Regions from separate parts of the Homo sapiens genome. Here all the other regions are linked to region 3. The links are chromatin contacts, found by Hi-C or POLR2A ChIA-PET in ENCODE. All regions are on one chromosome and are shown on one strand. The core of a region is the stretch at or near the end of the contact, and the rest is flanking DNA. Distances in the headings are between cores, read along the strand shown. Region 1 holds the start of POMZP3 (POM121 and ZP3 fusion). Region 2 holds the start of POR (cytochrome p450 oxidoreductase). Region 3 holds the start of YWHAG (tyrosine 3-monooxygenase/tryptophan 5-monooxygenase activation protein gamma).

The links. A loop is a pair of places that touch in the nucleus more often than their neighbours do. ChIA-PET counts read pairs that join two places held with the same protein, here RNA polymerase II (POLR2A). Pooled maps may share reads with other maps.
Region 1: a pooled map shows a loop between it and region 3 (11-fold over the local background). The contact joins the promoter of POMZP3 here to the promoter of YWHAG in region 3. A Hi-C loop is called at or near these places in 2 of 50 pooled maps. POLR2A ChIA-PET finds 5 or more read pairs at or near these places in 2 of 52 experiments (activated T-cell and naive thymus-derived CD4-positive, alpha-beta T cell).
Region 2: a map of CD4-positive, alpha-beta memory T cell shows a loop between it and region 3 (21-fold over the local background). The contact joins the promoter of POR here to the promoter of YWHAG in region 3. A Hi-C loop is called at or near these places in 2 of 168 maps with a recorded cell type or tissue (CD4-positive, alpha-beta memory T cell and naive thymus-derived CD4-positive, alpha-beta T cell) and 12 of 50 pooled maps. POLR2A ChIA-PET finds 5 or more read pairs at or near these places in 2 of 52 experiments (CD4-positive, alpha-beta T cell and activated T-cell).

The regions. Positions count from the first base shown.
Region 1 is chr7:76,626,009-76,628,708 of GRCh38, reverse strand. It overlaps POMZP3 (POM121 and ZP3 fusion), which reads left to right and starts at 1,430. Exons shown (of 7, transcript NM_012230.5): 1 at 1,430-2,001; 2 at 2,494-2,700. The coding sequence starts at 2,645. It overlaps LINC03009 (long intergenic non-protein coding RNA 3009), which reads right to left. Exons shown (of 3, transcript NR_029411.1): 3 at 727-2,700.
Region 2 is chr7:75,913,669-75,916,416 of GRCh38, reverse strand. POR (cytochrome p450 oxidoreductase) reads right to left here and starts at 1,262. Exons shown (of 16, transcript NM_001395413.1): 1 at 1,238-1,262. MIR4651 (microRNA 4651) reads right to left here and starts at 1,220; the gene lies at 1,148-1,220. It overlaps LOC124901680 (a long non-coding RNA gene), which reads right to left. Exons shown (of 2, transcript XR_007060393.1): 2 at 1,923-2,121. RefSeq lists a silencer at 1,055-1,544 and an enhancer at 1,805-1,854.
Region 3 is chr7:76,357,598-76,360,297 of GRCh38, reverse strand. YWHAG (tyrosine 3-monooxygenase/tryptophan 5-monooxygenase activation protein gamma) reads left to right here and starts at 1,307. Exons shown (of 2, transcript NM_012479.4): 1 at 1,307-1,576. The coding sequence starts at 1,490. RefSeq lists silencers at 973-1,382, 1,703-1,902, 1,986-2,176 and an enhancer at 1,232-1,878.

The sequences.
Region 1 (2,700 bases), core at 181-2,680, 270 kb before region 3:
GAACCCAAACTGCACCTTCTTCTCATCTCTCTGAGTTGCCCCAGAGGCATCTATACCTTTCCAACTTTTCTATCCCCAAAACACCCTAATCTCCAGCGATACTGAACAATTCCATCTCTGGACTTCTGCACAGTGCTCCTTCATCTTCCTTGAACCTGCCAGACCTCTCAGCTCCAGGAGCACTTCCCTGCCTTCCTTCCCCTTTATCACAACTTTTTTTTTTTTTTTTTTTTTTTTGAGATGGACTCGCTCTGTCGTCCAGGCTGGAGTGTGCAGTGGCATGATCTCGGCTCACTGCAACCTCCACCTCCCGGACTCAAGCAATTCTCCTGTCTCAGCCTCCCGAGTAGCTGGGACTACAGGCACGCGCCACCATGCCCAGCTAATTTTTGTATTTTTAGTAGAGACGGGGTTTCACCATATTGGTCAGGCCGGTCTTGAACTCCTGACCTCAGGTGATCCGCCCGCCTCCGCCTTCGAAGTGCTGGGAATACAGGCATGAGCCACTGCGTCTGGCCTCTTTTTTTGTTCCCGTTATCACACTGATAACATTGAATTGCAATCTTTTACTTACACATCTTCCTTACTAAACAGAGCTTATAAAGATCAGAGATCCTCTATTTTCCCCCTTAATCTCTTTAATGTATATAAACAATGGAATGAATAAATCAATGAATGAATGTCTGAGGAAACTTAACTACACCAAAGTGTATTGGCAGACTACCAGACTTTTTAAACAGCTTTATGAAGATATAATTCACAAACCATACAGTTCATAGGGTGGTGCAACCGCCAACACGATCTAATTTTAAACTATGTTTATGCTGCTACGAGAAAGCCTATACCCATAAGCAGTCATTTTCTATTCCCCACCCCCAAACCCACTCCTTAGCCCTAGGCAACCACTAATCTACTTTCTCAGACCGATAACTTTAGCATAGGTATAAATCGATCACAGAGCCTCAAAATCCACCCGATGTCTGGGCCATGATGTGAAATTTGGTAGGTAATCGTCCCACGTTATCAACTTGTAAAGTAGAAATGGAAGTGGGGGGGAAAACTCAGCCGCCAGTGGCGTTTGTGAAAAGCACCTGGTAACAGGCTGTGCTGGAGGGGAGTTCAGCCCCTAGAAAAGATCACGGATTAGGAATTACATAAGCATAGGTCTCGGGCCCTTTTATTTTGGACGCGATCCTTTCACGGGATCGCCTCCGGATGGGAGCCGGATGGGATCCCGGACGGGATCGTCTCGCTGGGAGCCATGCGGGAAACCGCAAGAGTCAGAAACAGGCGTTGAAGGCAGGCAGCATTTTCCAAAACAGCTGTGTCTCGGGAGCTGCCGGGCTGTAGCGTCTCCCCGAGTCGCGCGCGCATGACGTGGCGGGCGCGCGATGACGCGACGCGTGGCGCGGTGCACGCTGGGATATTTAAGTCTCCTCCGCGGCGCGGAGCCGCGATGTCTCCGGCGGCTGCGGCGGCTGGAGCAGGCGAGCGGCGGCGGCCGATAGCGAGTGTCAGGGCCGGCCGGGGCGGCGCTTCTCGGCCTGTCGCTGGTCGGCCTCCTACTGTACCTCGTGCCTGCTGCGGCTGCGCTGGCCTGGCTGGCCGTGGGGACTACCGCGGCCTGGTGGGGACTGAGCCGCGAGCCCCGAGGTTCGCGCCCCTTGTCCTCCTTCGTTCAGAAGGCGCGACATCGGCGAACACTGTTCGCTTCGCCTCCGGCCAAGTCGACAGCCAACGGAAACCTCCTAGAGCCGCGGACCCTGCTCGAAGGACCTGACCCTGCCGAACTGCTCCTCATGGGCAGTTACCTGGGCAAGCCCGGGCCGCCGCAGCCCGCCCCCGCTCCGGAGGGCCAGGACCTGCGGAATAGGCCTGGCCGCCGCCCGCCCGCCCGGCGCCGCGCTCCACACCGCCCTCCCCGCCGACCCATCGCGTTCACCACTTTTACCCCTCTCTCCCCACTCCTCTTCTCCGACCCTCCGGGAGGCCTTCCCCACGGTGAGATGCGCTGATTTTCCCAGATCATCCTTTGGCTCGGCTGGCTTGAAATCGAGGACTTTTAAATCCGATTTGCTTTTTCATCAAATCCGAAGGGAATTGTGTGTGGTTTTGCCCTCCTTAACACCTTGGTGTGTGCCAGCCGTCTCCTGGCCTCTGACTCTTGCTTGGTGTGAGATGTGTTGCCAAAACGATTCCCTTCTTTCCAGTTCTAAAAACTCCCCGAATTTTAGTGCAGTCTAGATTTAGTCTAGATTTAGATTTTCCCTCTCAAATTGTTGCAATCCATTGTTGAGACAGCTGTTAAGCAGCTGTCACTCTCTGCTCTTAGATGGAATAGGGGAAAGTTGCCATAAAAACAACGTGTTCTGTGTTGCGTAGAAAGAGACTTAAGTTCTTTGGAAAATGTCTTAACTGGTGGGTTTTTAACCGTCTAAAATTTTGACATTCTTTTATACTTTGTTTCCATGATTTGTCTCGCATTCTCTGCAGGGATCGTGGGACTTTACCAGATCGGTTTGTAATAACACCTCGAAGACGCTATCCGATCCATCAGGCCCAGTATTCCTGTCCGGGGGTACTTCCCACAGTGTGCTGGAATGGTTATCACAAGAAGGCTGTGCTGTCCCCTCGCAACTCCAGGATGGTGTGTAGCCCAGTGACTCTGAGGATCGCCCCTCCTGACAGAAGATTTTCGCG
Region 2 (2,748 bases), core at 13-2,512, 440 kb after region 3:
AAGCCAACCCCATAACCACTCAAAAGGGATTTCCGTAGGTAGAACTTGCAAATGGTTAATGAATCAATGCCTTCTCCATAAAGCAAGACCCAAGGAATTACAGCAGTGAACAACGGTGGGGATACTGGATCCCCCAGAGGGTTCCATAAACGTTCTGCTTACAAGGAGGATTAAAGTTCTCGATGCCACTCTCTGGGACCCTGTCTTGATCCTCAGAATCTCAACCCTGTGGGGAGAGCAGGGTGGCTGTCTTACTACCAGACCCACTGATCAGAAAACGGAGGCTCCAGGAGGTATCTTGCTTGCCAAGAATCAAACCAGGGCCACCCAGTCCAGTCCTGTCTCCTTTTGTGCTGGCATCATTCTCCAGCTTGGCCAAGCTCAGAGGCAAGGCAAGGCAAGGCTGCAGCTTTAAGGGTTTAAGAGAGGAGACAGCCACTTTCATTGAAACAGCCCCAAACTCCTTATTAGTGGTCACCAGTTTACACAAGGGTAACTCGTTTTGAAAAACAATACGCAGAAAGTCGAAGTCAATCAAGCTCACTGAAACCTCTACTCTCCTCCCCCTGGCGCCCAAGAGACCTTGAACTCTTACCCAATTGCTCCCCCGATCTAAGGGTGTCCCGGCTCCCCCAGGAGATCCGGGTACCTGTGTTGTGGGGGCCGCCGAGACACCTGACTGCGAGGGGCACTGCCCTCAGGGATGCAGGCCGGGCTGGGGGGCTCCCGTGATCCATCGACTCAGCCCACCTGATGCTGCAGGGTTAGATTCGGGTCCCATGAGCATGCATCGAGCGCCTCTCACGTTAGGTACCCCCAGAATTCGCTGCCTCCCGAGGCCCATTCATCGTACAGATGGGGAAACTGAGGCTCGGAGAGTTAAAGTGGCTTAGCCCGTGGGGGGCGGCGGCGCGGGGACTGGACCCCGAGCCCTGAGATACCGAGCCCTAACCCTCAGCCGAGGGCCTGCCGGGCTCTCTCGGCCCAAGCTGTGGAAAAGTCGACCCTCAGGCCGCCGCGGGAGATCAGCTCTAGGGGAAGGGCGACGCGGAGGAGGGCCGGGGTGGGAGCCATGCCTTCCGCCCGAGCGTCGGGCCAGACGCGCAGTGCCCAGGCCCGAGGGCCCACCCCGACGCAGAGAGCCAGGCGGCCGCGGTGAACTGAGGCGCCCGGCAAACCCCGAGTCTTGGGGCCCGACCTCACCCACCCCGCCGTCGCCGCGAAAGATAGCACTCACCGCTGGCAGCCCGGCTGCTCTCTGCGGGCACCTGGGCAGGGCTCAGGCCCACACCACTGAGGCGCTACCACCGCCTTCGCCGGCCGCGGGGGTGGGGGCGTGGCCATTGGGCCGCCGCCCCGCCCACTCGAGCCGCGCGTGCATTCCCGGAGCCCCGCGCTTCCCCCTGCAAATTTGCGCTCTTGGTACGGCCCGGCCCGGCCACGCCCCCTCGCGGCTCGGCTGGGTCGCCCGGCAGAGAAATGAAAGTGCGTGGTTCCGGGGGTGGCGGAGTCGCCTGGAGACGGCGGCTGCGGCTTCTACAGCTCGGACCCTGCAGGTCACCGGGCCGGCTGCCCACCTTCCCGGGGATCACTGCAGAACTGTGGCTGTGCGCCCGCCGGTCTAGCCTCCTCCTTCGGGCCGCCGCTTGCTTGTGATCGCCACATTGTCTCCTCCACGGCCCTGTTTCCTCACCTGAAATTGGCGAGGCTTCAGGCCCAAGTCGTCTCCCTGGGTTCCCTCCATCCAGCCTGACGGCGGAGGGCGCGCGTTTGTTTTTAGAGACAGGGTCTCGTTCTGTCGCCCAGGCTGGATTGCAGTGGTGCAGTCACAGCTCACTGCAGCCTTCAACTCCTGTGCTCAGGCGATTCTCCCACTTCAGCCTCCCAGTAGCTGGGACTACAGGCGCGCCACCACACCTAGCTAATTTTATTTTATTTTATTTGCAGAGATGCGGTCTCGCTATGATGCCCAGGTTGGTCTCGAACTGGTCTCAAGTGATCCTCCCTCCTCGGCCTCTCAAAGCGCTGCGATTACAGGCGTGAGGTCCCACACGCTGCCTAGAGCTCGCTTTTGAAGGCCGGCCTGTTGGGGGTGGGAAGTGACCAAGCAGGAGGCAAGCCCTGGATGGAAGAGGAGTGGGGGGATACAGAGAGCTTCTGGGGTTTGAAAAGTCTGGCAGCCTTGGTTGGGGAGTGAAGCCCACCTCTGCCTCCTGCTATGGTTTCTACTTTACAGGGTCATGAAGATTAAGTGGTATAACCTTTGTTCCTAAAGGATTTAGAGCACGGCATTACTAAGTGTTCTCATCGCCATTGTTATTATTACTACTACTACTATTATTACTAGCTGTGCTGTGAATTCCTTTTGCAACACTGTGCAACTCACTTCTCTCAGAGCCCCTTCTCCATCTTTTAAAAATAGCCCAGGCACGGTGGCTCACGCCTGTAATCCCAGAACTTTGGTAGGCTGAGGTGGGCGGATCACCTGAGGTCAGGAGTTCGAGACCAGCCTGACCAACATGGCAAAACCCCGTCTCTACTAAAAATACAAAAATTAGCTGGGCATGGTGGCGGGTGCCTGTAATCCCACCTACTGGGGAGACTGAGGCAGGAGACCCACTTGAACCCCGGAGGCAGAGGTTGCAGTGAGCCCAGTTCACACCACTGCACTCCAGTGTGGCCGACAGAGTGACACTCCGTCTCACAAAAAAAAAAAAGTTAATTTATAAAATAATACATAAATATAAC
Region 3 (2,700 bases), core at 58-2,557:
TTTGTTCACTACTGTACCTCGTGGCTTAGAATAGGGCTTGGAACACAGTAGCTTCTCATAGATAATTGTTGAATACATAAAGTAAATAAAATGTGCAGTCAAAACTATCAGGCCTGCAGGCATGGTGGCTCACATCTGTAATCCCAGCACCTTGGGAGGCCGAGGCGTGAGGATCGCTTGAGCCCAGGAGTTCGAGACCAGCATGGGCAACAAAGCTAGACCCCCGTCTCTACAAAAAAGCAAAACAAAGCAAAAAAACCCATGCTATCTGCAAGCTATGTGGAATAATATGAACGAGAATATATCAGCGTGACCTCAGTAGGTATGTATGTCTTAGGAGGGGAGAGAAGGGCTGGACAACCAAGCCCTAGACGCAGCCCAGTTAGATGTGGAGTAGGCTCCTGGTAGCTGAACTCAATCTTTAGCACTCCACCCTGGAGAGGAAGAAGGGGTTCTCCAGGGTCAGCCAGCAGACAGCTGCATCCTTTCTGGAAATCAACCACTGTGGCCAGCCGGTATTTGTCGTTCGTCCATGTTTTCACCTATTCAGGCCCAAGAGCCTCAAGGTGGGGTGGGGGGTTTAATGGAAGCTCGTAGGGGGTGGAGGTGACAGTCCCCAGGGTCTGGCCCCTTAATTCGGCCATCCCGCGGGCAGGCACCACACTGAGAGTCTGGATCTACAATGGACGCGCCTCCTGTCCTTCCCCCACCACGACCTGCTACGTGATCTCGGAAACAGGGTCTAGGACTGAGGCCCCTGCCCCCTCCTCTCGTAATTTCCCGGAGAATATGGGGCGGGGCGGTGAATCAGCACTCGCAGGGACTGATGCAGCCCTGATCCCCGCCAGGGGTCCCCAGCGGCCTCGGGATTCGAAGCACCCCCCCCCGTCCTCCTGCGCCTGCGCGCTATGTCCGCTGGGAGTTGTAGTCTTGACCGCCCCTTTGTCCTTGGTCTCCTCAGCGCCTCAGTGCACTGCAGGTTACACTACAACTCCCAGGGGCCCATGCGTCCGAGGGCTGGCGGGGCGGGAGGCTCAAGGGGGAGGCGTAAGGGGGCGACTGGAGAAGCTGGGGTGAGGGAACTGGGGAGTGAAGTGAAAAAAGGGGAGAGTGGGGGCGCAGTGGGAAAGGACGGGGTGCCCGGAAGACGCGCAGTGAGCCCAGCTGGGGAGCGGGGAGTTCTAGCCGCGGCCGGGCTCGGGCGGGGCATGGGCGGGGCTTGCGGACGGGTGGGCGGGGCCTGCCTTCGTCATGCGGCGTGGGCGGGGCCGCAGGGGGTTGTCCGTCAGTGGCACGCACAGCAGCCGCAGCCGCCTCGCGCCCGGTCCCGCGGTCGCAGCTCCAGCCGCCTCCTCCGCGCAGCCGCCGCCTCAGCTGCTCGCTCTGTGGGTCGGTCCTCTCCGGCACTTGGGCTCCAGTCGCGCCCTCCAAGCCCTTCAGGCCGCCCCAGTGTCCTCCTCCTTCTCCGGCCAGACCCAGCCCCGCGAAGATGGTGGACCGCGAGCAACTGGTGCAGAAAGCCCGGCTGGCCGAGCAGGCGGAGCGCTACGACGACATGGCCGCGGCCATGAAGAACGTGAGTGTCTCCTCCCCTCCCCCGCCGCTCCCTGCCCCTCCGAAGACGCGGTCCTTGGCGTGGAAGGCCCGGGGCTTCGTCGCCCTGTCGCGATGGCGGGTTGACCGCCCCGTCTCGCTCACTGAGGGGGGCTGGGGAGGGTCCCGAGAGGCGACGGGAACCCGGGCTGTGACGCGGCCTCTTTTCGGAGTCCCCGTGGCCCCGCGGCGCTGCCATTCAGGCCCGGCGCGGGCGCGGGCCGGGGCGAGGTCCCGCGGGGCTGGACTTGGGAGCGGGGTCTCCGGCCCCCGCGGCTCTAGGGGTGCAGGGGACCCGAGCGGGGAGGCGTGCGCATCCTTTGTGCCCCACTTCCCCCCTCCTCCTAGCCTGGGCGTGGGGGCGGGGGACCGCATGGATGCGGTTCCTCTTTCTCTCCCTGGTGTCTGGGCGGCGCCTTTCCCATTCACTCAGCAGGTCTCCCGGTTTTCCACCTCCCCAGCCCCCCCAGAATCTTCCCCACTGTCTGTCCCGACACATCCCTGAGAATCTTCCCAGAAACATTGTATAGGGTCTCTTGAAAACCTGAGCTCCGTGGTGCAAAATCGAAACCACCTTGCTCACGTTTTTCTTAACAAAAGGCTCTTCTTTCTCCATTCGCCCAAAGCAAGTCCTCCGGCTTTTAGGAAGGGAGAACGTTTGTCTCGCTAGCGTTTTCATTGATCATTCTCAACATGTCATCTCCATTTTATTCCCTAATGTTTTTGTATTGAAAAGGGTAGGTATTGCCTGTAAAATTAAAAGGTGGTGAATGTAGCTGACTGGTTCGATTCGTGTGACATATGCCGTTTCTTTTTTGAATACAGGCACGCGTCTGTTGAAATTCCTATAAGTTGGGGGAAAAAATATTCTGTCTGATCTGATAGTGCAAACAAAGCCGTGGTGAGAGGCAGTATCAAGTCATTCCAGAAGATTCTGCATTTGTCATATTGCAGAGAGCCTAGACTGGGTGGAGGCTGGGAGGAGTTATTTTAAAGGGGAAAAAGTCTTTTTAAAAATTTTTGGTTGTTAGATGCATCTGAGGCTTTTTTTTGTTTAAGCGAGTACATCTTCATGCTGATGAAAAGAGAATACCGATCGCCAGTTGT